Linked DNA regions of Homo sapiens: regions 1, 2, 3, 4 and 6 are each linked to region 5. Evidence: chromatin loops called from intact Hi-C (ENCODE). Cell type or tissue: PC-3. All regions are shown on one strand. Links, peaks and the distances in the headings refer to the core of each region. The heading gives the core; the rest is flanking DNA.

The links. Peaks named below come from ENCODE experiments on the same cell type or tissue, not always from the same donor. Only the 100,000 strongest peaks of a DNase experiment are listed, where the experiment ranks them.
Region 1: a loop joins it to region 5, with 6 times the contacts of the local background. A loop is called at or near these places in 89 of 110 quality-filtered maps.
Region 2: it touches region 5 in a loop (13-fold over the local background); 13 of 110 quality-filtered maps call a loop at or near these places.
Region 3: a loop joins it to region 5, with 3 times the contacts of the local background. A loop is called at or near these places in 4 of 110 quality-filtered maps.
Region 4: a loop joins it to region 5, with 3 times the contacts of the local background. A loop is called at or near these places in 60 of 110 quality-filtered maps.
Region 6: a loop joins it to region 5, with 2.5 times the contacts of the local background. A loop is called at or near these places in 32 of 110 quality-filtered maps.

Annotation. Positions count from the first base shown.
Region 1 is chr1:93,440,112-93,445,144 of GRCh38, reverse strand. No RefSeq gene overlaps it. Among named protein-coding and RNA genes, the nearest start is that of FNBP1L, 5.5 kb to the left of the region's middle. In PC-3, for the core only: no CTCF peak of the experiment used is centred there; a DNase peak (open chromatin) is centred at 2,624.
Region 2 is chr1:93,669,706-93,674,738 of GRCh38, reverse strand. It overlaps BCAR3 (BCAR3 adaptor protein, NSP family member), which reads left to right. Exons shown (of 12, transcript NM_003567.4): 2 at 1-125. Among named protein-coding and RNA genes, the nearest start is that of BCAR3, 9.6 kb to the left of the region's middle. In PC-3, for the core only: no CTCF peak of the experiment used is centred there; DNase peaks (open chromatin) are centred at 2,408 and 4,458; H3K4me3 peaks cover 930 bases; H3K27ac peaks cover 4,000 bases.
Region 3 is chr1:93,576,978-93,582,010 of GRCh38, reverse strand. All of the region lies in intron 7 of BCAR3 (BCAR3 adaptor protein, NSP family member), which reads left to right. Among named protein-coding and RNA genes, the nearest start is that of BCAR3-AS1, 12 kb to the left of the region's middle. In PC-3, for the core only: no CTCF peak of the experiment used is centred there; a DNase peak (open chromatin) is centred at 1,970; H3K27ac peaks cover 4,000 bases.
Region 4 is chr1:93,303,003-93,308,035 of GRCh38, reverse strand. No RefSeq gene overlaps it. Among named protein-coding and RNA genes, the nearest start is that of CCDC18-AS1, 40 kb to the left of the region's middle. In PC-3, for the core only: a CTCF peak has its summit at 3,220 (motif pointing left); a DNase peak (open chromatin) is centred at 3,205.
Region 5 is chr1:93,842,209-93,847,241 of GRCh38, reverse strand. MIR760 (microRNA 760) reads right to left here and starts at 410; the gene lies at 331-410. It also overlaps a transcript of BCAR3 not described here. RefSeq lists silencers at 10-149, 330-709, 800-859 and enhancers at 1-314, 990-1,119. In PC-3, for the core only: CTCF peaks have their summits at 937 and 2,784 (motif pointing right); DNase peaks (open chromatin) are centred at 881, 1,251 and 2,791; H3K4me3 peaks cover 2,080 bases; H3K27ac peaks cover 3,944 bases.
Region 6 is chr1:93,336,683-93,341,715 of GRCh38, reverse strand. It overlaps CCDC18-AS1 (CCDC18 antisense RNA 1), which reads left to right. Exons shown (of 9, transcript NR_034089.1): 2 at 1,206-1,258; 3 at 2,037-2,067; 4 at 2,180-2,359; 5 at 2,442-4,339. Among named protein-coding and RNA genes, the nearest start is that of CCDC18-AS1, 6.6 kb to the left of the region's middle. In PC-3, for the core only: a CTCF peak has its summit at 4,324; DNase peaks (open chromatin) are centred at 2,335 and 3,095; H3K4me3 peaks cover 1,736 bases; H3K27ac peaks cover 2,257 bases.

The DNA of each region.
Region 1 (5,033 bases), core at 652-4,651, 400 kb after region 5:
TTGTAATTTATAAAATTCTTTCATGACATTAAAAGTCACTGGTTCAACGATGTTTAAGCAAAAACAATTAAAAAGTGAAAACTTTCACAATAAAGAAATAAATGTTTAGTGTTATACTTTGTTAAAAAAATAATAAAGATTAATCAGATTTCAAAGTATTTCCTATTAGAACAAATCCTCTCTAAAATAGCATATAGGCATTTTAGCCAACAAACATGCAGATATTTTACATACACATAGTCACATACACAAATGTATATTATCAGTATGGCAGTTTATAAGACATTTATGATTTTTCACATAATCAAAATCATTTTGGCATTAAATTATTTTTACAGATAACTTATTCTTTATAGACTCATGACAAGGCATTTTGTAAGCAGTTCAAGCACAGAATTTTTATCTCTAAAAATGTTAAAACTGGCCAGGTACAGTGGCTCATGCCCGTAATCCTAGCACTTTGGAAGCCTGAAGTGGGAGGATTGCTTGAGGTCAATAGTTTAAGACCAACCCAGCCAACAAAGCAAGACCCCATCTCTTATTTTAAAAAATTAAAGTAAATTAAATTTAAAATGTTAAAACATAACTTTCAGAATCGTGAAAGAAATATCTCTTTATTATAGTAGAAATCTAATATTAATTTATTCCAGATGCTACCTCTATATCATAATTTTAATAATTAAATGTAAAAATCTTCAAACCAATTATACTTTTTTGCTACTTGACCTATCTTGGCAATCAATCACCACATAGTTTCGATTTCATATTACATAATTTATAAGGTAATAATACTAAGAAACAAAAGAATGATATTGTTCTATTTTCTCCATATACAATGAAGCTACTCTACAAGTAAACTTGAAAGGGCTTAAATTACAAAGGTGCTTTAGCAATTTAAACAATTATTACAATGTATCTTTTTATTATGAAAAATAACTTATTGAATGCATTTTCTTTTCAGGCATATCATAGAACTCTGGTCTATAATAATCCATTAAAGTGTTTTCTTTTGCATATATTATCATGTAGCAATTCAAATGCAAATTCCTTTTATAATTTCTTTATGTTATAAACATTTAGCTAATGCCCTTTCTGGTTTCAAATATTCCCTTCATGAATCCTTTATTAAGGCAAAATATGAAACAAGGTTTTTTCACTGCTGCTTTCTGGGATATATAATAATTTACTAGTCCAAGAACATCAACTTTCAACCATAAATCAATCCCTTGTCATTTGAAAATCTTAAGACATTGTCTTAAAATTAAAGCTACAGAGACAATGTCCAGAAATAAAATTATCCTCCAAGTAGCTAGGCCAGAACAACCAAGCTAAAACTACCTTAAGGAAGAAAATCAAAGAGCAGTACCATTTTAATGTTTCAAAAATGGGATCACACTAGCATGCTGAGTCCATGCCAGCCAAATGAAGAATGGCACTGGCTAGTTAATAGTCATCACTACTTTCTGTACTGCCAGTTTTCCTACCCAAGAATTGGAAGAAATCCAAAACTTCAAGGGCATTGCTCAAGGTGGCTCCCTGAAGAAAGAAAGAAAGAGAGAGGGGAAAAAAGTGAGAGGGAGACAGAGAGGCCATTTTATATTTTTTGGAATTCTACTCACCATTATTGAATCTAGTTAAAGCATTTCATGTAATTGCTCTAGTGAAATGTGGAAAAACAAAAAAAAATTCTATATAAATCAAACAGAATAGACGTGTTTAAAGAGGTAACTTATGTCTACTTTTCTACATTGGTTGGATTTTTCCCACTGCATTATGATAGAACTGTGTAACTTTAAAAACGTTTAGGTATTTGTTTATATTAAATTTTCTTCAGGGCAGGAGACCTGGTAGAACAAAAGTTATAGTTTTCTCTAGGTGTTGGTTGTACTTTCCCAAACCCGTTCAAAATTTATATTAATTTCTTAAAGTATTCCTATTTTTTTTCTTGTTGTTGAGTTTTGTTTGTTTGGAAATTTTTTGGCATGTGATAAAAATTTTCAAGATATGCACACCAGTTAACAAAGAACAAACATTCTCTGTTTTCTTTTTATGAAAACCAGACAGGTACATCATATAAACTCATAGAAATAAAATCAGCTTGTACAGATTCACAAGAACAAATTTTCAGGAATTTTGCCAACAGGTTGTTAAAAAGTGTTAGCTTGATAGCAGTCATGGTAAGAGTTTTTACACCACAGGAATTAGGAAATGCTTCCAATCAGGGCTTTTTTGCTGGAGCACTGATTGTTAAACATAAGCATACCACCGTCTAAATCCTATGTAGATTAGCAAGGAAGGAAATGAAAAGGTACTGTAGCTACAATTCTGAAATGAAATGATAAATTTTAATTTTATTGAGTCCATTCAGATATTGTCTGGGATACTCAGGGTCTAACACAATTATAAGTTCTTTTCATCTCTTATATAACAAAATCATATCCATTGTGGTAATCTTTGCCTCTACTATCTTCATAGTAGGATTCTAACATTTGTAATTCTTTGTCATTTGATATTTATTATAATATTGTTGCAGGCCGAAAGAGTGAGGTTTGTGACCAACTCAGTATACCACTGGAGGCTATATGAGTAAACAGCAAACTGTTCCCTTGAAAGCAGGGTGTTGGCAAACTGATAAACTGCGTCTGCCGCCCAGAAGGAATGCTGAGGGCAGTCACGCCCCAGGCACGTGTTTCTTGTGATTAGGCGCATCTGAAGCCTGTTAGCAATAATGTGAACCTGTGATCAGTTAAGTAGCTGACCAATCATTACCTCCTGCTCCCTGCTCTATCTACACAATAAATATGAACGGCTGTAGAAGCTCAAGGCGGCTGCCTTTGCTTAGTAGAAGCAGGAAGCCCTCTTCTTCTTCCCCAGATCCCTTCTTTAAGACAGTTTCTTTTGTTTTAAGTTTTCATTTCTCGTTCATCCTCCTTCGTTCAGCCCTGTGGTAACCGTGGCAAACTGCAGCATAATATGTTATTATTGATTTACTTAAAAGATAATAAACCACAATTCTGCATCCTTCATGTCAGAATTTTTCACCATTTAAGTAAATGCTTAATAACTTTTTTATTGATAATAAAAATGATTTAAATAATCAATCATGAACACTTACCTCTAGGCTGGTTCTCTTTATCCTTATCCAAATCCAGTCTGCTAAGATTTTAATGTTGATTCTAAAGACTAACATGGCTCAGACTTTAGATATTTTAAATTCTTTAAAAGTAATACACATAATCTACTATGTGTAAATTCAAGATTTGGTGTTTTGTTTGTTTGTTTTTAAAGAGATGGGGTCTTGCTCTGTTGCCCAGGCTGGAGGGCAGTGACATGAAGCATAACATCATATTTCACAGCAGCCTTAAACTCCTGGACCTCAATTCCTCCTCAAACTCAAGTGATCCTCCCACCTTAGCCTCCTGAGTAGCAGTGACTAATTGTATTCCACCAAATCTTGCTAATTTCTTGTGTTTTTAGAAAGAGGGTCTCACTATATTGCTCAGGCTGGTCTCAAACTTTTGGCCTCAAGTTTATTTTTTAATTTCAGTGGCCACTTCACTGTAACAATACAGGTTTATCCCATGAGATAAAACAGCAAATTAAATCCATTTATGTTGAAGTAAGCCAACAGATACCTAATTTATCATTAAACTCAGAGAATTTGGCTTTAACCTAAAGGGCTTGGTTTTAAAATTATAACCTAGGTCGTCTCAAAAAGAGGGCATTCTACAGACTATCAGTTGGAATAACTTCCGATGACTCAAAATTTTCTATAGGGCTGCCAGATTAAATATTCAGACTCCCACTTAAATTTGAATTTCAGATATTATAAATATTGCATGGAATATACTTACACTAAAAACTATTTTATATCTGAAATTCAAATTTAGGCATCCTGTATTTTAATCTGGTAACACCAAGTATTCTTAAATTGAACACCCTAGATCACAGAGTCTTAACCCGATGAATTTAGACCACAGATTTGAGGGCATTGCTGAATACATGAAATTAGATATAAAAGATTTTTAATAGATGCATCCATAGCTTTTAGCAGGGAACAGAAGCATAGCTTTTATCGGTAGCTCTTAATGAAGCATTTGCTTCAAAATCTCTTGGAGAGCCTTTTAAAAATTAGTGACTTACAATATTCAGAACAGTAGTAAATGATGCTATCACTTCTGTTTAAAAGAGAAAATCTCACTCTCTGTGTGCATGCACAGAATACCTCTGGAAGGAAACCCAAGAAACTGGAAGTAGTACTTCCCTCTGGACAGGGGAACTAGGAGACTGGGATGATTTAAGAGTCCTACTTCTCACTACTTCTCTTTTGTACATTTAATTTTATTACATTGTCCGTATTTTATCTATCTAAAGAAAGTTTAAAATTACAAAAACCAACAACGCCCAGGCCTCACTGTAGGCCTATTAAGTCGGAATTTCTAAATTTCCAGTGATGGAGCCATAATGTTTGCATGTATTTTTGTTAACTCCATAGTGTATTTTGATTATTAATGAATATCACACACATTGCTCTGTGGAATTTGCCAAAAAAAACAGCAAACACAAACACACCACAAACTCACACGAACACCATTCCCTGCATCTCCCAGGAAAGACCCAGAAAATAAATGACTCACTTCGAGCAAGGCTGGAGAGGTTCTGTTTAAGGACTCATGTGCGGTGAGTTCAAACAAATCTCCGCTTAGGTGTGGTGAGACAGGAAGCTGCTCAGTGTTTAAGCTGAAGGTTCAGGAGAGGGGACTCTTAATTAATGTTTTTGGCCACCAGATTACACAGAAGGGTAACTGAACATTTGCTTATCCACCTATGAAGTAACCTGCCTTTTCTGCACTTCTAGTGGGTGGGTCCAGGAGTAACAAGGATCTGCTACCCCTGGAAACTCTTCCTAGTGTTGTGCTCTCATAGCAATTTACCCAGACTGCTTCAAGGAGACACCCTGCCTGTTCACAATTTATCTCATCTTCACTATTATACTCAAATGTCATTTAAGGCCAGGTGCAGTGGCTCATGGC
Region 2 (5,033 bases), core at 733-4,732, 170 kb after region 5:
GATGACTTCAGTCACATGGGCACCCTCCCCCACTCCAAATCCCCACGGCAGAACTCGCCTGTGACCCAGGATGGCATCCAGGAGAGCCCATGGCAGGACCGGCACGGCGAAACCTTCACCTTCAGGTAACTTCTGTAATTTCACTAGTGAAGATGATTTGTCTTAAACAGCTTTTTAAAAGGTTTTTATGGCCGGGCGTGGTGGCTCACACCTGTAATCCCAGCACTTTGGGAGGCTGAGATGGGTGGATCATGAGGTTAGGAGTTTGAGACCAGACCAACATGGTGAAACCCTGTCTATACTAAAAATACAAAAATTAGCTGGGCATGGTGGCATGTGCCTGTAATCCCAGCTACTCAGGAGGCTAAGGCAGGAGAATCACTTGAATCCGGGAGGCAGAGGTTGCAGTAAGCCAAGATCGCTCCACTGCACTCCAGCCTGGGCAACAGAGTGAGACTCCGAAGTTTTTATTAGGAAAAACATCAAACATACACAAAGTTGAGCGAATAATTAACTCCCATGCACCTGTCAGCCGGCTCCAACAGTTACCAGCTCAAGGCCAGTCCCGTTTTGTCTGTACTCCCACCTACTTCCCTCCTTTGGTATTATTTTGAAGCAAATCTCAGATTTCATATTATTTCATCTGGAAATATTTTGGTATGTTCCTTTCAAAGATAAGGACTCTTATTTTAAAAACTGTATAACCACAATGTAAAAAAAACTATAACACCTAAATAAAAACCACTTCTTAACATTATGTAACATTTGAGGATATTTTAAAATCCAGCTTCCTCTCTTAAGTCCCTTAAAAGAAAGCCCAAGTATTTTCTTTTTATCATAGCATCAGATTCTGAACTATGTCCATCCACTTCTATAGAGATGCCAGGATGTCTATAAATTAGACCCCATATCTCCTTATATTTAGTTGTCAGCATGCTGAAATAAAATTTTATGTGGATGCACCAGCAGGTCAGCTTCAGAATACTTTAGGACAAGAATTGATTTTTCCCTCTCTGTGACAGAGATCTGGGTAAATGAGCCTTATGGTTGTAAATGCTTTTTCTCTGGGTTTGTAATGGGCCTGGCTGTGATTGGTTTCTGCCTGTTAGAGCTAGTTTGGAAACTGCACTCCTTTTCCTGTTGGGGAAGATCAGCAGCCTGTGATGCTATCTGGTAAAGAATGGGACTGTTTCTTTTGTTATCTCTCTTTTTGTCCAAGCTTGTCGCAAAGCCACTTGGATCCTAGCTCATTTATTTGTTCAATATTTATATATGGAGCACCTATATTAGAGTATGTTGATTTCATAAGCCCCAGGGCTTACCAGGAAAATTCTGCTCAGTCCTGATTATCTTAAATGAAGGGCTGGTCCAGCATTGAAAACATTCTAGCAGCCAAATTATTGAGCAATCTGTTCTTGCCCTTTTATAGGGTGGTGGAAATATGTGGACTAACAGGGTAGCAGTGGAGCATCTGAAGCAATATCTTCCCAGAGTTTACATTCTAGTGAGCGCATTAGGTAGTATATACAAATAAATAAGACAACTGCAGATTATACCAAATGCTATAGAGGAAATGGAGTGATATGCTGGAGATTTATTGGAGGTGGTACGTTTTTGGTAGGATGAACAGGTTTCTGAGATGATATTTAAGCTCATATTTGTATAATGAGGGAAAGCAACCATGGGCCTTCCAGGCTGTTGCAGGCATGGGGAAGTCAAGTGCAGAGAACTGGAGATGGGAGCAAGTTTGGCATGTTTGAAAACCCCAAAAGGAACTGGAATGGCCTGTGGCTGGAGTGTAGCACATTGAGAGGAGAACAGTGTTGGTGTTGGTGCAAAGCTAGGCGAACAAGAGTTCAGAATTATTCTCAGTTCCATAATTGCAGTAGTACAAGAAGAAAATAAGTGGAGGCCCAGATAATCTCCATAGAAACCACTAGAGAGCCCTGAACTGCTTCTGTCACCAGATTAGGACATTCCTTGGGGTATCCTGGGGGTTAGAAGGCCCTGGACCGGCTCCACAAAATCTAGGTGGGTGACCTCCCAGCTCAGAAAGTTGGCAGGCAGCCACTGCTGGAATGGGTGAACATGGAGGTGCATACCTGTGCACAGGATTGTTAACATCGCATAATTGGCACTTAAGGGGCAAGAATGCAGGAGGTGAGCAGCAAAGACAGGTAACTTCTGGCCTGCTAAAGATGAGCACAGATGCCAGGCTGTGTGATACGGAGTCAGAACCAACTGTTAGCTGGCTTATGGTGGACCGCTTTTCATTTATTAACTTAAACTGTCCTGAGCTAGATGTCTACCATGTACTAGACACAGACAGTTTATAGACTTACTCCTTGAAGTTCTGAGGCCCTGGCTAGGTGCCAGCTCTTACAAAGGGAAACTCCACACTAGGGGGGTGGGTGGGGAGGCAGTAGTGATGGAGTCACCCTTCCTATCTTGGGGAAGTTCTTGGTAAACACCCAAGGTCCAAGCTGTCAAGCTGCCAAGAGTGTAAAGCTTTTTGATTTGAAAACTGACTTGGACAGAGGTCATATTTCTGTAAAAGATCTTATCGGAGGGTGGGTGCAGGTCCTGAGTTTGAAGTCCAGGCTGTGGAAGACTTAACAAGCACTCCTGGTTTAGGGTTTGTTTATGATTGAGAGCTATATTAATCCAAATTCACATCTTTTTTTCTTAACTGAAAATATCTTATTGTTAAAGATGAATACAGGAAGTAACAAATGCATATCCCTCAAAAATTGTGCTGAGTGAGAAGGCACATGGTTCTCTGTTAAAGGGTCGTAAAGTCCTACCCTGCTCTGTACTACTATTAATATATTTATTTCTCTAACACATTAAAAAAAAAATCTCCTGAGGTGTTCCCAATTTTGAGGAGTACAAAATACCTTATATTCTTTTTTTGTTAAGTATTCTTAATAAGATTATAAGCTGCCTGAATTCCTTTTTGAAACCAGCAATGATATAAACAAAGTTTTTGCATATGCAGAGCTAGGACCAAGCAGCCTGAATGAGAACCCAAGGCTCTAGAGAAGGAGGTTTTGCCAAAGGTGCCACAGCAAAAATACAGTGAGAGAAATGGAACTTCTCATTCAACTCTTCCAGTTGAAAGGAGCTGCGAAACACCAACCATTCACTCCAGCTCAGTCACCTCTTTTTTTCTTTTCGTAGTGAATTCAGGGGTTAATTTCAGTTGACAGTGACTTGCCCAGATGTCAGCTCTGAAAACATTGCATCTCATCATGTTGGGTATTGGCCTGACGGGTATTGGCATGAAGATAGTGGGCCGCCTTGGATGTCTCCTGCCTCCTCTATCTTGCTCAGAGGGAGGCCCTCCAGATAAGCACCTCTTTGTCTTGTGAAGTACTCTGTTGCAAGTTTGCTCTTTTCCAAAAAAATATGTTTAGCTTGTTAATCATTAAAAAGTCACCTTTATAGGCCGGGCTTGGTGGCTCACGCCTGTAATCCCAGCACTTTGGGCAGCCGAGGTGGACAGATCACGAGGTCAGGAGTTCGAGACCATCCTGGCCAACATGACGAAACCCCATCTCTACTAAAAATACAAAAAAATTAGCTGGGCATATTGGCGTGTGCTTGTAATCCCAGCTACTTAGGAGACTGAGGCAAGAGAATCGCTTGAACCTGGGAGGTGGAGGTTGCAGTGAGCTGAGATCACGCCACTGCACTCTGCCTTGGGTGACAGAGTGAGACTCCATTTCAAAAAATAATAATAATAACCTTTATTATAATTGAACATTCATTGAAAATACATCCTCTCGGAGGCCCAAGACAAAGCAGAGGAAGTCTCCTCTTTGACCTTAAAACTTGCATGATTAAGCTTTCATATCTACATGTGTCATTTCCTCCATTATTAATTCCTCCATTATTAATTATCCCAATAATTATAACATGAATAATTATCCTAATATTATTAATTGTTATCTCCTACATTTTATAGTTTTCAGATAGCTTAAAGGATATGTTCATAAACTACCTTGTTTGAACATTGTAACCCTGTGTGAGAGACATAGCAGATTTCATTATGAACATTGTTATCACCATCATCAGTGTCATCATTTAGAGTTGAGGAAATGGGTTCAGGGATGTTGAGGCACCTAAGATCATACCTTAATGGATAACTGAGCTAGGATTAGAACCTAGAAAGTATTATAGGGCCTTCCCCAGACAGTGTGTTCCATAGCCTCCGAAGAATGTTGGCACCAGCTGTGGGCATCCTCTGAGCTATCTTCTTGCACAGGGGTCAGTACCCTGCTTGTATTCAGTGCTTTGGACACCTACTTTGGGGAGAATGGAGCCTTGCCTGCTGAGAGCCAGGCAGAAGGCAGGCCTGGAAGGGGGAGTTGGTCTTCTCTTTTGGTGACTGTATCTCTTGGCTTTGTTGTTGTCTTGGCTGCCCTTGGATGTACTTGTGGTTTTGAAAGAGGGCCAAAGCCAGAAGCCAGGGAGCTCTTAAACCTGCTGCTTGATGTCACAGAAGGAGCCTTTGTTCTGCAAGCAGACCCAGGTTTCTCTGAGAGGTCTGCAGACAGGATTTCCTCTTGACATTCACATTGTTCAGCTGATATCCCCTTGATTCATTTATCTTCAAGGATGAATTTTTATTATTATTTATTTTTATATTTTTCCATAAGTTATTGGAATACAGGTGGTATTTGGTTACATGAGTGAGTTCTTCAGTGGTGATTTGTGAGATTTTGGTGCACCCATCACCCAAGCAGTATACACTGCACCCTATTTGTAGTCTTTTATCCCTCGCTCCCCTCCCACTCTTCCCTCCAAGTCCCCAAAGTCCATTGTATCATTCTTATGCCTTTGCATCTCATAGCTTAGCTCCTACATATCAGTGAGAACATATGATGTTTGGTTTTCCATTCCTGAGTCACTTCACTTAGAATAATAGTCTCCAATCTCATCCAGGTCACTGCAAATGCTGTTAATTCATTCTCAAGGATGAATTTGTATTCAAATCTGGAATCTTCCTTGGGCTGAGAGGGGACTGGTTC
Region 3 (5,033 bases), core at 167-4,166, 260 kb after region 5:
CCTCTTCTCCCACCCACCCCTGCTGGCATCAGCAGCTGCAACAGAATCCTCCTCACACCTGGTGCTTATTTATAAACTACCCCCTTGCCTCAGCTCCATCAGAATTGGTAAAGCCAAAGCTACAGGAGAGTAGATTGTAGATGAAAATGTAGTTTCTGGAGTAGCAGACCTTGGTTATTTTTATTACATTATACTTATGCATTACATATTTATTTTATTACTAAAATGATCTTTAGTATAAACATCTTTAAAGCTACCTTGATTTTTAAAATAATCCTTCCTCAATTTAGAAAAATTCTAAAATGGCGGAGCATGTTGGCTCAAGCCTGTAATCCCAGCACTTGGGGAGGCCTAGGCGGTGGATCACCTGAGGTCAGGAGTTCAAGACCAGCCTGAGGCATGGAGAAACCCCGTCTCTACTAAAAATACAAAATTAGCTGGGCTTGATGGTACACGCCTGTAATCCCAGCTACTCTGGAAGCTGAGGCAGGAGAATTGCTTGAACCTGGGAGGCGGAGGTTGTGGTGAGCTGAGATTGCACCATCACACTCCAGCGTGGACAACAAGAGCACAACTCTGTCTCAAAAAAAAAAAAAAAATTCTAAAATACAGATTAAAAGATAAAACCACACAAATCCAGTTTCCTGGAGATCACCATTGTCAGCATTTGGTTTACGCAAAAACATTATTATTTTCTCTGTAAATGGATACATGTAAATAATTGCATGTGTAATATCTGTTTGCCACAGGTCTGTACACACTATTCCAAACCCTGAACCTTTCATTGACAAACATGACTGTCTTTCCATGTGATTAAATATTTACATTGTCACCTTTTTTTTTTTTTCTGAGACAGGGTCTCACTCTGTCACCCAGGCTGGAATGCAGAGGTGCGTTCACAGCTCATGGCAGCCTTTGCCTCCCAGGCTCAAGTGATCCTCCCACCTCAGCCTCCTGAGTAGCTGGGACCACAGGCGCATGCCACCACACCTGGCTAACTCTTTGTATTTTTTGTAGAGATAGGGTTTTGCCATGTTGCTCAGGCTGGTCTTGAACTCCTGAGCTCAAGTGATCTGCCTGCCTTGGCCTCTCAAAGTGCTGGGATCACAGGTGTGAGTCACCGCACCCGGCCCATCACCATTTTTTTGTAGGAAACGTTTATTTTAGATGTAAGTGACTTTTGTTCATAGGTGGTCCCAAAGCAACCTCATCCTTAAGAGAGATTAAGTCACTTTTTCAGATCCGTCGGGATTCGTTTTAGGACCTTCAGTGGCTAGCAAAATCCACAGAAGCTTGCATTCCTTATATAAAATGGAATAGTATTTGCATATAACCTATGCAATCCTCCTGTAGATTTTAAATCATCTCTAGATTACTTACAACACCTAATACAACGTATATGCTTTGTAAATAGCTATTATACTGCATTATTTAGGGAATAATGGCAAGGAAAAAAGTCTACATGTTTCATACCAATGCAGCTTTTTTTTTTTTTTTCCTGAATATTTTTGATCCTTGGTTGGTTGAATCTACTGTTGCAGAAGCCACGGATAAGGAGGGCTGACTGTATTCTAGACACCAGATGTTGTCTCAGGCGATGGTGGGCTCGGTCCATCTTTTCAATATAAAGAGGCTGGTTCCTGGGCATTTGAAGCCCTTTTTTATTTGTAGCTCAGTGAAGTCAATTAGCTTCAGACGTCAGGGCTTATTTAGGAACTGGGTTTTCCTTCCTATGTGTTGAATCATGGCAAGAAGTCCAGTCTCAGAACACTCCTGCAGGGAGTGCCAAAGTTGATGGAGGGCTCCCCAAAACAGGCTTGAGGAACTTTAGGCAGCTGCTGACCATCCTGGAGTAAACAAGACCCTTGCTGACAACAGAACTTGAGGGATGACTCAGAAACCAGAGTAACTCATTGCCCAGGCCTGGGAGGTGGGGCTGAGGGTGGACTTCTGCTGAGCAGGCCTTGAGAAGAGAGCCAGGGCTGCACTGGAAGAACAAGGGCCTGCTGTACTTTTGGCCAGATGGCCTCGGGCAGTGCTCACAGGTAGTCACGCAATTTGCGAAGTTATCCGGACCTCACTTTAAAGCGAGCTTAACCTGTTTGGGAGGTAGGAGGATTGAGGATTTCTGTTCTAGTCAGTCAGGCACATTGGGCCCTGAATCTGAGAGCAGAACCATGTCAGTGGGCCAGGAGGGAGACTCTGGCCTGGTATGAACCTGCGTGGGTTCTCCATAGAGGAAGCTCCTCGTAGAAACAGGCCTGGGTTTACAGAGCAGCCCGATTCCCAGGGGAATGAATCCTTCCTGTGGCCCTGGGCAGGGCTTAATGATCCTCTAGGTGGAGGAGAGATGCCTGCCTGCCCGCCCTTGGCAGGAGGCCTGGGACCTGCCCACTACCTTTGGTAGCCATGAAACTAGACCCCAAGGATGTTCCCAACTGAAGAATGCAGTCTCCCTGGCTTGCTGTGGTGCATTTTGTCCTCCTAGTGGGGCCTCACTCTCATGTCTGCCTGCAGGCACCCCTGGACAAGGGGCTGGATGGGGTCCCCAGGCAGCGAGCAGGAGCTAGCCTGGACTCTGCCCACCCAGCCCCAGGGCAGGGCTATGTTGAAACTTCCTTCTTCCCTGTCTCTGGAGTCTACCACCATTTCCATGTTATCTTCCTGGAACCACTGACTTCCAAGCGGGCACAATCAGCATCTCTAAGAGGGAAATACAACAAGACCTGTTGTTTCCTATCCCAAGTGCAGTGGCAGCCCAGACAGGGCCACCCAGAAGCTGAGAGCAGGCTCTGGCTAGCATCTGGGCCCCGCGTGCTTGTTCCCAGCCATGTGGGCAGATGCCCAGATAGGCCATCAGGACAGTGGGTGGTCCTAAGAGCCCTCCAGGCTCCCTGTCCTGCTGTGTCCATGCCCCCACCCCCCAAGGGCCTAGTTAGGAGCCACTGAGCCCCTCCCACCGTGCGCAAGGTCTTTGCCTATAGCTAGAAGTGAGGACCAGTAGTGAAGCACTTGGCCCGACTGAGCCTGAATCCTGCCTCTGCCACATCAGCTGAACAGCCTCCCCTTCTGTGCCTGTCTGTAAGGAATACAGCTACCCAGGTGGTCAGCGAGGACTAAATGAGATAATAATATATTAAAAGCCCAGGGCACCTTGCCTAGCCCACAGTGAGCACTAAGTGTTTATCCGTGTTATATATTCAGCTTTGACTGAGCGCCTACTGTGCCAGGGCAGCTTGTGGTCTCTGCTCTTGGAGCACCTGCTATCAGGTGGGGGTGGGCTGGGGAGGGACAGTGATGCAGGAACTTGGGCCACAACCCAGGTGGGAAACGCCCTGCAGGGGAAGGCACAGGAGCTGTGGGGCCTCTGGGCAGGGCCTTGAACAGGGAGTTGGGTGTGGAGATGGGGCAGAGATGTCCAAGATGAGTTTGGAAGGCTGCATCTTTGGCCCGATGAACACCAAAAGCATCTTGCAGACGGCAGGCAACGCACATGCACAGACACTTAGTTGTCAAAACCCATGGAGAGAGGGGTTGGTTTACAGCAGATTCATTCTGTGTGGGTGGAAGAAGATGGGGTTAGGGGTGGGGTGTGGGAGGGCTTCATACGTCTTTTCTAAGTCTCTACTTCTGGGCTCATACCAGTTTCTTGCCTTCAAGGCACTTTACAGTTGAGTTGGGTGCAGATCTGATCCTCTGTGCCAAGGGGAACAGAACCAGTGAGTGGAGCCAGGCAATCTCATGGCATTTTAGAAAGGCCCTTGCGGCTGGGAGGAGGGCTGGGCCGGGACCCCATCAGGGCTCTCCTGGGTCCGTGCAGCAGCCTCCAAGGCAGTGGAAGAAGGAGCAGAGGGTGGAGTCCAGAGATGCAGCAGAGCAGACCAGCTAAGATTTGGAGGGCAGAAGGAAGCCTCATCGGGGGTGCTTCTGCCACCCTGCCCTGTGGAGTCGGCTCACAGTAAATGCTCTAGACATGTTTGTCCTTCCTTTGTGTCAGTGAGCTGCATAACCTTGGGCATTTGTCAGGGAACCTAATGCAGGCCCTGCGGTGTGAGCTTGGGATCCCCTCAGCCCTCAGGCAAGCAGGCGTGGCTCCAGGGAAGTGACCCAGGCATGGCATATATGTGCCGACGAAATGCAGACTGGAGAGCAGGGGCCGCCGCCCATCTGCCAGGTTTTCCAGAGCAAACCTGAATCAATCACAGGCCTTTTAATCTCGCCACCCAGAGCGTGGGGGACACCCCTCAGAAGTACAGGGTTTGGGACCTCTGACAGAGGGCAGCTGTCTAAATATGCGAGGAAGCGTGCATGGCGTGCGTCTGGGCTGCCTTGCCAAGGTCAAGTTGTAAATCTCTTTCCCAAGATCTGGCCAGAATTCTTCCCCTTTCCACATGGCTGATGATTCAAAACTTGTATTTTCAGGTAGCTTTTAGGGGTTCTAAAGTTATCTGAATCCTTTGCAAAGTCCTTGAGAAAGGTGAACTTAGCAGTTATGTTAGAAAAGGGGAAACTGAGGCCCAGAGAGCACAGGTAGGAGCACAGTAGGAATTCTGCATCCTGTCGTGGCGTCTACCACTAGAGAGCTCATCCACAGGGTCATCCCCTCAGGGTTGACAGTAGTTCAGCCACAGAAGTTACAGGGTAGGGTTAGTAATACCACCTAAACATCCAGATGTGTTTTGATAGCCTGGGGTAATTAAGGTTGAGGACAAGTGTACCAGATCAAGGAGAGGAACCGTCCCATGCCTGCCGTGTGTTCAGGTGGCTAGACTTGTTGTTGCATCTGTTAGTTCCACTCTTAGTACATCATTGTGCTGTGAGGTGTCATTAGCCGCCGTTTAATTTTTCTTTTGTTTTTAGAGACAGTGTCTTGCTCTCACCCCGGCTTAAGTACAGTGACATGATCATAGCTGACTGCAACCTCAAACTCCTGTACTCAAGTGATCCTCCTGTCTTAGTGTCCCAAGAAGCTAGGACTGCAGGCACACACCACCATGCCTGGCTAATTTTTAATTTTTTTGTAAAGATGGGGT
Region 4 (5,033 bases), core at 738-4,737, 540 kb after region 5:
AGATAGGTGGCTGGAATATTTTAGATAGAATGGTGAAGGGATCTGAGGAGACAATTTGTACTGACAGCTCTGGGAAGTGAACAAAGAGAAGGAGCCAGCCATGGGAAGAGTTCCAGCCATAGGAAACAATAAGAGCAAAAGCCTGAGACAGAAATGCATTTGACATTAAATGAGAGGGCTGTAAAGCAGGCCTATGTGGCCAGGGTGCAGTGAACAAGGGGAGAGTGGTAGGAAAGCTATGCAGGTCTTAGAGGCTTTGGAAAAGAGCTTCAGTTTTTTTCTAAGAGCGATGGAAAATTATCATAGGGTGTTAAGTAGGGCAGAGATGTGGTTTTGTTTTTAGAAGGCTCTCTGGCTTCTCTAATAGTGGGCAAGAAGATAAACCTGGAAAATAATTAGATGGCCACTGCAGTCATCCAAGCAAGACATGATGACTTGGACTAGGGTGGTAGCTGTCACAGTGGTGAGAAGAGGTTTGATTCAAGTTCTTTTTTACATATGGGGCTGAAAAGACTTGCTGATGGATTGGTTTGAAGGTGGTGAGAGGAAGTACTAGGTGAGTGGGGATGCTTTATTCAAGATGTACAAAACTGGAAAAGGAGAAATTCTGGAAGAAATTCTAGAGAAAAGGAAATTCTGGAAAGACCAATAATTTTTCTCAGTCTTGTTACATTTGAGATGCCTTAAGAAATACAAGTGGAGATGTGAGAAGGCAATTAAATATTCAAGGAGATTAGGGGGGTTGAGTAGAGGAAGAAGTAACCAAGAAGAAACACCAGTGAAATAGGAGGAAAATTGAGAGCATATGGTTACAGAAGCCAACTACAGAATGGATTTTAAATAGGAGGAAATGGTCACCTCTGCCAAATTTAGAGTGGTCAGATAGGAGAGGACTGAAAATTGACATAATCTTTGGCAAGGTCAAAGTCACTGGTGACAGATCTGGTAAATATTATTTCAGCAGATGCAATGAACATATAATTGGAGTGGGTTGAACAGAGAAAGAGAAGTTAGAAAGTAGAGAGAGCAAGTATAGGCAACTCTTGATAAGCTTTACTGTGAAGGCATGCTGAGATAGAGGGCAGAAGCCAGCAAGGATGGAGAGTCTAGAGAGAGTTTAGTCAAGCAAGACAATACTAAGGCATGATGCAGAAAAGAGGACACATAATGGCAGGAGTGAAATCCTCAAATAGGCAGGAGGGCATGGGATCCAGAGCCCTGGAAAGGACAACCTCATTGTGAAAGGAGGGAGAACATGTATTCAGATTCAGGTAGGTTGGTAGATTCGATGGTGGGAAGATATAATTACTGCCTGAGGCTTCTGTTCTTTCAGTGAAGTGTAAATTGAGATCACCAGTTGAGAGTGAGGAAAGATGAAGTGTTGGAGGTTTGAGGAGAGAGGAGATGTGAAATAAATAACTTGGAGAGTCAGAGATAATGTCATATTCATATTTGTATCCCAGCATCCTACCACAGTGCCTGGCACATAGGAGGCACTGAAAAACAGTTTTGAAGAATGACTGAAAGTCAGAATCAGAAAAGAAAGAACAATGATACACACTTAAAACTTACATCTTAATACAAGAATAACATATTTGTAGAATATCTTGGTTTATAAATGTTTTAGCATCTACTTGAATTTACTCAATAAATTCCAGAATACTCGAGGAAGGAGGCATACTTGCAAAAGGTAATTTAAGACAAGATGACCTCTTTACACTTTATTTACAAGAGCACCTTTCTCATTAGGCTGATTTTTTCAAGAGTAAGGAGATGCTGTCTTTTCATCTTAATATTCTCAGGACATGCATTAAATAGTGCCTGGCACAAAATTAAGTGCACAATAATGCTTTTTCGGTTTTTTGTTTGTTTTTGAAACAGGGTCTTGCTCTGTCACCCAGGCAGGAGTACAGTGGTGTGATCACAGTTTACTGCAGCTTCAACCTCCTGGGCTTAAGTGATCCACCCCAGCCTCTCAAGTAGCTGGGACTATAGGCATGTGCTACCATACCCAGCTAATTTTATTTTTTGTAGAGACGGGGTCTCACTATGTTGCCCAGGCTGGTATCAAACTCCTGGGCTCAAGCAATCCTCGTGTATCTCCCAATGTATTAGGATTACAGGTGTGAGCCACCACATGGGCCAGTAATGCTTTTTTGAATAAATAAATGACTATAATCACATGGAGCTTCTAATCTCCAAAGGATTTACAGGCTGAAATAGAAAAGTCTCCAAAAGAATTTAAATACTTCAGGGATGAAAAGCCAAAGTGGATTGATTATAAAGACAAACAGATGCTTTAGGGACATTTTAAGGGAGTCACAATATGCAACCAAACATTTCCACAAAACTTTCTTTGTAACATTGTTTCAAGAATAAAAACCTAAATGATTTTGGGTCTCACTAGCATGGCAATTTTTATATTTGTTTGAGTTTATAGGCTCTTTTGACCTTTTCTCTATAGTAGTAATAGATTTTTGTCCTTTTGCCTAACACTGTGCATTATAGTGAACTACATTCCCAGATACCTTAGAATCACCCATGTTTATCCCTTTCCTCCTCTAGGAGGGCTCTGAGAGATTTCATTTCTGTCCTGCTGATGAAGTCTACGTTCATTCAGGGCCTGCTGTGGAAGACCAGCCCCAAAGGTGTGTTATACTAAGTAGGCAGATTCTATCTCCATCTAATTCCTAAGTTAGGCTTTTCTTACTCCTAGAGTTCTGTATAGCATGGCCTTCTTATTTCTTGTAACATTGCTTTTGGGAATAAAATGTTTGAAGAAAGGAATATAAAGAAGAAAAAATGCTGGGGAATATATAAGGGAAAAAGAACAAAGGTTGAAAAACAGAAACAGAGAAAGGGAGGAAAGATAAATCTGACCACTTTAAAGTCAGTCAGTATACCTACAGACATTCAGTTGAGCAATAAAAGAATGGGATAAACTATGCAACTGAGAAAAAAAATGACAGAGGGGCAGGAAAGACTGGTCATTTTGTCCTGTAATGAAGACCACAGAAGTCATTTTTACGTCAGGGTGAAATAATTGTGGCCATAGCTATCTCTGGTCTCATGTTTATACATCACTACAAATCACAAGTGAGAAATAATATAAACATATTTACTAAGGCTTTACCAAGAACAGTTGGCTTTTCAGATTTAGAAATAGCTCAAAGGGGAAGGAGGTATTACTCAGTCATTATGTGACTGGCACCCTCTAGTGGCTGTTTAGATTTCCTGCATGTGGATCCTAATTGCATTTTGAGGAAAAGACCTTTAGAACAAAAATCCCAATACTCAAGTTATATGTCCTGACATACGGCTTTTTTTCAGTGTGCTTTGGCAGCAAAGCTAAGTTAGAAGTGTAGAAATAGGGGAAGATAGATTATTTGGGTGTAACATACTTTAATTATTGAAAATGAGCTACATCGTTGACAAAATGAAATGGCAGCGAGAGAATAGCAAGAAGTCCATTCAAGGGAAGTTTTTTCTACCCATTTGTCATTGTCTTCATTCAACTCTACAGAATTTCCACATGGGAATTTAACTCTGCAAATGAATCTATATGATGCTATTAATTGATATTTACATATTAATGAATGTACTTGGAAAAATATTATTCAACTAGGAGTCCTTTTCTTACAGTTTATACGTAAAGACCATCCTTTTATTTATGCTAAGATAGCTCTTTGCAGAGCTTGATATTATGTTTTGTGAATTTCCTACTTAATCCAGTGTTAAAAATCTTCGCTTTTATTCTTTACCATTGTCGACCTAAAGGTAGATGCTAAGGCACAAAATATGATTTAAAGAGTTTACTTAAGCTGGGCACAGCTACTCAGGAGGCTGAGGCAGAGGATTGCTTGAACCCAGAAGTTCAAGGCCAGCCTGGGCAACATAGCAAGACCCCATCTCAGGACAAAAAAAAAAAGTTTACTTGAGCCAAGATAAGGACAGTTGTTCTAAAGACTCAGACCCAGTTACCTTGGATATGAGCTCCGTCAGCCTCAGTTACAAGCAAGCTTTCAAAGGAAAAAAAGATAATTAAAAATTATCAGGAGTGGGCTGATAGAAAGTTGTTTGACAGGCCAGGTGTGCTGGCTCATGCCTGTAGTCCCAGCACTTTGGGAGGACGAGGTGGAGGACTTTGAGACCAGCCTGGGAAACACAGTGAGACCCTGTCTGTACAAAAAATAAAAAAATAAGCCAGGCATGGTGGTGGGCACCTGTATCCCCAGCTACTCAGGAGGCTGAGGTGGGAGAATTGCTTGAACCCAGGAGGTTGAGGCTGCAGTGAGCTCAGATTGTGCCACTGCACTCCAGCCTGGGTGACAGAGACCCTGTCTCAAAAAATAATAATTTAAAAAAAAGTTGTTTGACAGGAATTCTCATTGGTTTACAGAGATAACATTAAGTGTTTGACTGTACATTGTTGAACGATACGATATGAGTTCTGGTGTCCAGCTGTAGCATTTCATGGCTTCTTGGTGTCAGCCTCGGGCCCACGTAGCAGGTGGCATCAAGAGACAATTATTTGGCCAAGTGCAGTGGCTCACACCTATAATCCCAGCACTTTGGGAGGCCAAGCAGATGGATCACTTGAGGCCAGGAGTTTGAGACTGGCCTGGCCAATATGGCAAAACTCTGCCTCTACTAAAAATATAAAAATTAGCCAGGTGTGGTGGCATGCACCTGTAGTCCCAGCTACTCGAGAGGGTGAGGCATAAGAATCTCTTGAACCCGGGAGGCGGAGGTTGCAGTGAGCCGAGATCACACCACTGTACTCCAGCCTGCGTGACAGAATGAGACACTATCTCAAAAAAAAAAGAAAAGAAAAGAAAAGAAAAGAAAATATAAAAGAAAAAAAAAGACAATTATTTAGCCCAAGGGGAAGTGAAGTGAAGTAACTGCTGTTTCATTCTAATGCCTGTTTGGGCCTGATAATTTAAAAGGGCTTACATTCCTAAGATAAAGTCTCTTTTCTTCTTTTTTTACATTGTTTTTAGTGATCAGGAAAGAGTAGTATGTTTGATATA
Region 5 (5,033 bases), core at 554-4,553:
CCAAGCGCCCCGCCTACCAGGTCTCTCCGGCGGCCGCTCCAGCCCGGCCGGGACCCCAGAGTTGCAGGCCCAGGCCAGCCGTTGCACCGTTAAGCCGGGCCGGTGACGCCGGGCCTTTACGTCGCGCCTGTGAGCGGCCGAGGCCGAGCGGCCTCCCCTCGGGCTGCGAGACGTAAGCGGCGACCCCTCTCGGGCCTGGGCTCTTCCCTCGCGCCCGGCCGCCGCGCCCGACCCAGCCGCGGCTGGACCTGCGCGCGAGCGCCGCCGCGCGACGTCTGTGTGCGTGCTTGTGCGTGTTTATTTGCGCGGGGTTCGAAAAACGGGGTTTGGGTTGCATTTCGCTCCCCACAGACCCAGAGCCGAATTTCTGAGGTATCCGGGCTCTGGTGGACTGAGGGGGGCGACGCGCCCCGCGCCGCAGCATCCTCCGAGAGCTCGTCTTGCCGCCAGCACCTGCCTCCAAGGACGCCGCGCAGCTGCCCCGAGCCCGCGCGCCCGGGGCCCGCGACTGCGTGGGCGGAAGCCGGGAGGGTGTCAGCACGCGTGGGAGCGCTGGGAGCATGCGTATGCGGGTGCATGTGGTCGGAGGGCGCGCGCTCGAGCGCGGCCGCGGGGTTTCCTGGTGGCTGCGAGCGGTGGGGACGGCAGCGGGCCTGGCGCCGCTGCCCAGAAGGGTGCGGTCGCCACGAATCTGAGAGGCGGCTGGGTGGGGGCCGGCAGGTTTCCAGTGCCCGCAGTGATCCCCATCCGCAAGACCCCGAAGCCCTTTGAAATAGACGGTCAAAGCCGCGTGGTTGCTCTGCGACTGCAGCGGCGAGACCGAACGCCCGGCCCCCGTTCCTATTAGCTCACAGCAGTCCCGGCCCCGCCTACGGAGGATTCGCAGGGCGGCCGCTGGGCGCGCTTTCTCGGCTCGGCCACAGCCCGTTTCTGCACCAAACCCGCCAGCCGCGGCCCACCCTGTGCTTCACCCATACCCGCCCCTGCCCAGCATCGCCAGGCCTCAAATGCAGAATAGTCTCTGGCAGAGTTCAAAGAGGGAAAGGGAAGTCCTGGGAAGAGTCCAGTGTGGTAGGGATTTTACAGTCTTACTTAACCCCAAGACGAAGCTATGGGGCGGGTACATACACACCACCGTCCCCTTTATAATATAAAGAAGGGAAACTGCAGCTAAGAGAGGTTAAAAAACTCGTGTAGGGACGCCCAGCTAGTGAGCGTGGAGAACTGTGATGAATCATATTTTGTTATGTTTGCAAACTAACACGTTAGCTTTCACGGTTTCATGAATGCTGACAGAACACACCAGACTTCTGAGTCAGAGATAAAAGACTATTACAACAAAAGCAATAGCCAGAGTATCACCATTTTTGAGTTGGCTCCCTGGACCCCAGTTCTCACAGGAACGAAGCACACGGGCCCAGATGCATGCTTACACACAAGATGGGTTGCATTACAGAAGAGGAATGCTGAGCTTGGGGAACCCACCATGTTATAGTGAGCAGTAAGCAAGCCTGCTCTTTGTTCCATAGGGAGACATTACCTCATCCCTCAAGATTGCTCGCTGCAAACACAACGCTGAGAAATGGCCCAAGTAAAGCGTGATCAGGGTCTTGCATTCTTGGCACATCTAGGAAGAACGTGCAAGGATGCGAATTGTGAATCGCTTCTCCAAACAGTAAGTGGCAGAGCCCTGATTGGTGCCAGGCCTATTTAATTATACTCTAATGTAAACAAAGTTTTATATATATATATATATATATATATATATATATATATATAAAATTGTTATGCCCCTTTAATGAATTAAATGTCTTCACATTGCATGCAGGGAGAATTCTCATATGGATAAAATTAGCCTTTAAAATGGAATATGGTTTTAAATTGTATTTATTTAAACAAATCTTTTTTGAATTCTGAAATATGCCAGGCACTGGTGGCATCTCAGGGTCTCCACTGGTCTTAGGAGTTGCTCACAGCCGAAATGGGAGAAGAGATGCTCTGTATGCCTGTGGGAAAACCATACAGAGGAATTCTGCCTGGGGTATTGGAGCCAAATCTCAAATGATGAGGAGTCATTGACGTGATTAAGTGACAGTTGAGATGCGTATATAAAAATTCTGGAAAGGGGGAATTGGGAAAGAAACAATGTGCTAAGGAAAGATGTGTATGTGTTTGATTCCACTTAATGATTCAAACGAATAATTTTAGATATTTTATTCCACTAGATGAAGCCAAAAAAATTCCTGTATCATGGAAAATATTAGAGATACAGTGTTAGCAGACAGTGTGGGAAAGCCAGGCTTTCCCTGTGCAGCCTTCTGTGAGCTATCAAGGTTGTACTTCTTATACCCTGCAATTAGAAGACTGGGGCCAGGTGCAGTGACTCACGCCTGTAATTCCAGCACTTCTGGAGGCTGAGGCGGGAGGATCACTTGAGGCCAGGAGCTTGAGGTTACAGTGAGCTATGATCGCGCCACTGCACTCCAGCCTGGGCGACAGAATGAGACCCCATCTCCAAAAGAAAAAAAAAAAAAAAAAGAAGAAAGTCACAGCCAAACAAGGTCAGGTGTGTGGTGGTTCTCTGAACAATTAACTAAGCAGTTTATAGGTAGCAATGTTAGCATGTAAGAAAAATGAAAAGAGTATTTAGTTGCCATCTGGGGAGAAAGATTCAGTGGGTGTTGTCTTCCCCTTATCTAATCTGGCTGAATTTTCTCAGGCTGTATCTGTAGTAAACAGCCATTATACAACCTGAGCTAAGAATTCCCGCAAGTGAGAAAGCAACCTCTTCCTGCCAACAGAGGGAGTCAAAGCATGGGTTATAACCACTTTCAATTAGGCTGATTGCAGCACATCTGCAGTTTGAGTTCGCTGGACAGCAAAGCCCTAAATTAAATACGGTTTCATGTTGGTGTTTTATTTTTATTTTTATTTTGAGACAGAGTCTCACTCTATCACCCAGGCTGGAGTGCAATGGCATGATCTTGGCTCACTGCAACCTCCATTTCCCGAGTTGAAGCAATTCTCCTGCCTCAGCCTCCTAAGTAGCTGGGATTACAGGCACGTGCCACCACACCCGGCTAATTTTTGTATTTTTAATGGAGATGGGGTTTCACCATGTTGTCCAGGCAGGTCTTGAACTCCTGACCTTGTGACCTGCCTGCTTCGGCCTCCCAAAGTGAGGCGTGAGCTACCGTGCCTGGCCAGCAGGATTATTTTTAAGTTACTGTGTGGTTAGTGATTTCGGCCTTCCCAGAAGCTCTGGAAATGGACTATACTTCTACTGTATATATTTGCACTAGCTTTGCTTTACTCCAGAGGTATAAGGTTGCTGGAGTACCAGTTTTATTCAATTCAATGAGTAGGGACAATACAGTTAGGCCTACTGTGGGAACCAAGTGAAAGTTTAAGACATAATTCCTACCTTCAAGGACACTCCAAATTTCCTAGGAGAAATACGATTTATGAATATGAAGCAATAAGCAAATGAAGCAAGGTAGCATGTGAAAAAGTGGCATAATGTGACTGGGCATTCCTACCGGTAAAAATTTTTCAGTTTGGACCCCCAAGGAACCAGGATGCTCTATTATACTACTAATAAAACATACCTAAAAAGGAATTTTTAAAGGGTGAGATTTAAAAAACAAACAAACAAAAACTGTGGTAGTAGCAGTTAAGAGTACAGCCTGTGGAGTCAGGACCCTGTCATTCAAATCTTGGTTCAGCCTTTATTTGCAGGACATGATCCTTAACTTCTCTGCCTGAAAAATTATAAAATTGTTATGAGAATTGCAAGAGTTAATCCTCTCAAGGACTTGTCTCAGTTCTGGCACATGGTAAGTGTGTAACAAATATTTGCTATTATATTAGTAAGTAGCTCTTAATAAAGAAATCCCACATCCTGCAGAAACAAAGGACAGTACAGATACAGCATCAGCTAAATTTGTTGCAACCGGAGGGACATTCTGCAGCTCCCTACCCCACTCCTACTCAGCTGTACATTTCATTTCTGTTACCGAACAGAACACTTAGCTTCTCAGACTGAAGACATCTACCTTCAGCTTCAATTCCTCACAGTTCTTAGTTCAAGAACCTTAGGCACATTTTTATTTTCATTTGTCCCACCCACCACATGGTTTCCCAAGACAAGGGTACCATCCACCCTTAAGGACTTAAGAAGACTCATTTCTTGCTAGAAAAATCTACTCACAACGTTGAAATGAAGGCCTTTTTCATCCTAAAATCTACTCACAACATTGAAATGAAGGGCTTTTTCATCCTAAAATATCTCAGTGCTGAGTGTGATTACTGAGCCAGGCCAATAGCCAAACCACATTAGGTGGCCAGGCAGGAACAGGGGAAGGAAAAGAAAATTTTCCAGGATGAAGAAAAACATAACGTCAAGACAAAAATGAGGGTTGGATGGGTCCTTATGGAAGTACAGTTTGGGGTGATGGAAGATGTGTCAACAGACGAGGTTGGGAAGGTAGGATCCAGGCCAGATACGGCAAAAGGGGTAGGGGCAGACTTGATTCAAGATAAGGAATGTGGCAATGGGAAAGCATTTGGCATGAGAAAAGCTGTGTTTAGAGTGATTACTATAGGAGGGGATGTGCAGGCAGAATGGAGTGGGTCCAGAGGGTCAGGGAGACTACTGCATCCTATTTAATTTGTCTGATTTCTTCATCTTTTCAGAAAACCGTCTGAGGGTCCAGTAGTGACCTTGGGGCATACAGAGATGAAAAACACATGTGCTTGGCTTACAAGCCTTATAGAAAGGATGATAGTCCAGGCGTGGTAGGTAGCTCATGGCTGTAATCCTAGCACTTGGGGAGGCTGAGGCGGGTGGATTGCCTGAGCTCAGGAGGTCGAGACCAGCCTGGCCAACATGGTGAAACCCTGTCTCTACTACAAATATAAAAATTACCCAGGTGTGGTGGCACATGCCTGTAATCCCAGCTACTCGGGAGGCTGAGACAGGAGGACTGCTTGAACCTGGGAGGCAGAGGTTGCAGTGAGCCAAGATCACAGTA
Region 6 (5,033 bases), core at 473-4,472, 510 kb after region 5:
AACAAATTAGAGGCATTTGGAAACAGAATTTACAGGATTTAGCTTCTGCCTGCATCTACCGTGAGATACGAGGACCGTGCCTAAATAATAATGGAGGTGGGGACAATGATGGTAAGAAGAGGTAGATTTGGATGGAGAGAAAGAAATAGCTATCCAAATGGATGTATCCAGTGAGAGTTGGACAGCGGAGATGTGGGATCATATAGTAGGGCTATGTAACAAGTCCCTCTATAGCAGGGTTTGTTTAAGCTAGACTGTAAGTACCCAGAGCCAGTGAGGGTCTGGTTTATTTCTGCATCCCCAGAGCCAGGACAGTCCTTGGCACTCAATAAATATTTGTTAACTTTGAAACTGGATAAAGACCTTTAAGGATGGTAGAATTTTTTGAAAAATGTTCAAAGACAGAAAGCAAAAAGAAGAAAATATTTGAGGAAAGATTTGATAGAAACCAAGAAGCATTATGTAAAGGAAGTCGTGGGGAGAGAGTTACAAGAGTGTGAGATGCCACAGAGAGGCATTGTTGGAAGGGGATCAAAGATAGTGTTACTGAAGTAAAAGTTCAGGAAGAGAGATCGGAAGTCAACATGCAAAGAACTGAAGAGGAATGGGGGGAGAACTAGAGCCAGGCAGCAGAGAGTACTCTTTCAAAAAGTTTGGTGGTGAAGGAAAAGGGAGCAATGAGAAAACACCTTAAGGAAGAAGCAGGGTCAAGGAGGAATTGCAAAGGCACATGTAGCTCAAGGGAAAGGAGCCAGAGAAGAGAAGCAGATTGAAAATACAAGCAAAATGAAGCTCAAAGAAATGGAGGAGGATGAGATTGAAAAGACACAGATGGAGTGATCAGGATTAGGTATACAGATCTGAGCATGTTTCACAGAAAGGACAAGTTGAAGCCAAATTATAGGTGAGTGATTATAGACAGTGATTGCAAAGGGAGAAGAGCAGAAGACTAAGGAAATATTTAGAGAATGACCACAGGCAAGGGCAAAGGAGGGGTCAAAGAAACAGCAAGAGAAGTTGTGTAAATTCATTGTCACAAAAACAGATACACAACCAACCAAGTTTGAGAAAAAGAAGTAGCCCAAAGTGTCAAGCGTTGCAGAGGAGGATGAGAACTGGGAATAAATGGTATATATCCAGTATATTTGTACAAACAGTTCATGAACAAACACCTTAGAATTTTTTTTTTTTTTTGGTCTTTTCAGTTAAAGCTGATACATTCCTGTGGGTCAACTATGCAACTAACTCAGATTTTGAGGTGAATAGCAAATCTCTTTATCTATAGATGATAAGTTTAAATTGTGATGCAAATAAATTTTTCTTTCAAATGGTGTGAATGTTGAATCTAATTCAGTCCTGCTAATTTTGTTTAAAAAGCATTTGAAGCAGATGGAACTGGAAAGCCTACTTCTGTAAATTCCATTTACTCATTCATGCATTGCTTTCATTCAAGAAATGTTTATTAGTGTCTACCATATACTTTGCTAGTTACTGGGGTTATGAGGGGATATGGCAATAAACAAGAAAGACAATGTCTATTGCCTGAAGAAGTAATACCAAAAGAAGAAAAAACTATTTGCTGTATTGTTGGTAATAGAAAAATATTAATTTAACTTTTAAAAACAATTGAAACAATGATTAATTATAGTAAATCTATTTGAATAACTTATGTAGGCATGAAAATACTTATGAATATTATATATGAATATGGTAATTTTCCTCTAATATTAAAACTAAATACAACATTGTTATTAGAACAACGTGAAAATACATATGTACATGGAGAAAGGCTCAATAGAAATGCAAACGTGTGTGCTAGAATAAAGAAGTTATTGGTGGTTTTACTTTTGATTATCCCGTAAATTTTTTTAATTTTAAATTATTCTTTTTAAAAATGTCTTCTACTAATCTTTAAACATTATTAAGTAGTGAGAAATATTATTTCTACTGATTTATAAATATATCCATTCTTCACATTCACAGTGGGATTTGTAAAAGCAATCCTTGGATTTACAACCTTTTTTTTTTTTTTTTAGCAAACAAAGCTCTCAAGTTGGTGATCCTCAGGTAAAATCTAACCTACAGATATTGCACCAGTTATTTATTGCTACAAAAATGCTGCCTAAGAAGCCACCCAAAGGGCAGTGGGTTACAACAATAACTATACCTTTTTTCTTAGGAGTCTCTGCATTAGTTGGACAGCTCTTCTGGAATTATCTTCTAAGTCAACTGTGGGTTGGGTAGGTGGCTCTGCTGATTTTTCGCTGGACTTCCACATTTGGGACGAGTTGGCTGTCATCAGCTCTAGAAAGGGTGTGGCCGTTTTACATTGGCTGTTTTCCTCACATTCCTCAAGCAGGTAAGCTTAATCATGTTCTCATATTGAAGCAGAAACTGTTTACTCATTTATCTATTTACTTACTGGGTCTCCTGGGCACTAGGTACTGTAATAAAGAACTGGAGAAATACAGTCAGATGGGAAGTAGCCCTTGCTGTCAAGGAGCTTGCCATCTAATGGGGGAGACAGGCAAGTAAACCAAAGACTACACAGTGCAGTATGGTAAGTGCCATGATTTTGATGTGACAGGGCACAGTGGACGACCTTCCAAATCAAAGCAAGTAACTAGGGGTTGACAATGGTAAGTATCATAGTTGAAGTATCCTTGAACAAGGTTTCAGGAAGAAGAAGAAGGGAATTTCATGCAGGGAAACAGCCAAAGCTCAGTGAGTCAAAATATCACAGCATTCTTGGTAAGCCCAATTGTTTTTTCTGTTTTGCTATTTTGGTGGAGAGAAAGGAACACATAAAGGAATAACATGAGAGAAGGCTATTTGGGGAAGTGTAGTAGTTAAGGTTCTGGCTCAAACAACAACTGCAGCTCATAAAGTTGACTTTAGTGGAAGGATACTGGGGTATCTCATGGAATCTTGGGAACTGTTGAATAACCAGGGAAACTCTGGGAAACTCACTGGTAGGAATCCATAAACTGTCCTCCTGGTGGGCTGTAAACAACTCACCCTCTATGCATCTCACATCAAAATTCCAGTTTCTTGGGAAAACAAGTCTGTTTGCCCAATTTGGGTCATATTTCCACGTCCATGTTACTCAGGCATGATTCATCTGCAAGTTATGTGTATAGATATTTTGCTACTGTTCCACCCTTACGCTGTGCTGGGGAGGGAGGTGTCACTGTGAGCTGTGTCGGTGCCTTAAGAGATATCTGTTGTGTCTTATTACTTGGTTGCTTTTCCCCACATGTACAATGACAAAAATGCCTTCAACCTATTTGATCCAGCCGTTCCAGTACAACTCCTATACTTGCCATCTTTCCAAGCCCAAAGGTACATCCAGCTGATGGAAGGAGCATCTTGGTGTTAATATTCTTTTAGTCATGGTCTCTGAAAGTAAAATGTCTATTCTTCTAATTCTGGCACAATCTTATCTAGCTATAGTTCCTCATGGTCCTGCACTCCATGGACTAAATTGTAAGTATAATTACTACCAATGTACTCTATAAATAACTTTTGGGGCCAGGGTGGCAATAGTTGCTAGAGAGAAAAAAAAAAAAAAGGAAGGAGAAGAAAACAGTGATAGTTCTTATTTTAAAAGGAAAAAAAGAGGCAGGAGGCTCTCTTGAGGCCAGGAGTTTAAGACCAGCCTAGGCAGCATTTCAAGACCCTGTCTCTACTAAAAAGTAAAAAAAAAATTTAGTCAGGCATGGTGGCATGCACCTGTAGTCGTAGCTACTCAGGAGACTGAGGTGGGAGGATTGATTGAGCTCAGGAGTTTGAGGCTGCAGTGAGCAATCATCATGCCATTGCACTCCAGCCTGGGCATCAGAGCAAGACCTTGTCTTTTAGGAAAAAAAGGCAGGGAAGAGGAATAGGTAATTTTTCAGTGTTCAGACATTCCAGCAATATGTGTGGAGTACTCATTCTCACTACAGTTTATGAGGCCATAGCTAGTATGTATGACTACCCATCCAAGTTTCCCTGCTTACAGTTACTATTCCAACTGATTGGGGGGCTTTTCCTAATAGAGTGATTTAAGCCTTCATTTTTAGACATCTAAGCCCTTGGTGATCATCAGCATAAAATGTGACAAATTAAACAAAAGCAAGACAGCACATCAGAGAACAACTCTGAGGTGGAATGATTGGGAACCAATGAATAGTTGTTCAGTAAATGGTTTATATTTTACAGATGATGAAACTGAAACACAAAAAATTTAGATTAACTCTTAGGTGACAAAGCCAGGATTGAAGCTCATGCGGTCTGGCTCCAGAACAACTCTTCTTCATAGTTACGTTATACTGCCCCTGCATTGTTGGTATTGAAAGTAAGTGTAGGCCCTGGGCCTTCTATACCTGGGATTAAGTCACATATTCCTCTTCCTCTTCAAATTTTACTAGTCTTGTGAGCGAGAAAAAGCTACTGAATTTTTCTAAGCTCAGTCTTTTTCATTTATGAAATAGAGATATCCTTTGTGGGCCGGTTGCCGTGGCTCACGCCTGTAATCCCAGCACTTTGGGAGGCCGAGGTGGGTGGATCACGAGGTCAGGAGATCAAGATCAGTTGAAACCCCCTCTCTACTAAAAATACAAAAAATTAGCCAGATGTGGTGGCGGACGCCTGTAGTCCCAGCTACTCGGGAGGCTGAGGCAGGAGAATGGCGTGAACCCGGGAGGCGGAGCTTGTAGTGAGCCGAGATCACGCCACTGCACTCCAGCCTGGGCGACAGAGCGAGACTCCGTCTCCAAAAAAAAAAGAAAAGAAAAATAGAGATACCCTTTGTGGAGGCATGATGCTTATCATGTGATAAGCGGATTTCTAAAAATGGTGGTGGCTTTAAGCCTAGCACATAAAGTTGGGATTTTACAAGAAAAGTAGAGAGAATTGATCAAGAGATTTTGTGACAGAACAGGAAGTTAGAAGGCGGCGAAATGAGAAATGATCTGTGAGAGACTTGAGGAGATGAAGAGGTAGATATTCTCAATACACTGTAGAAAGCATGATTAAGGGGAAGGAAGTGA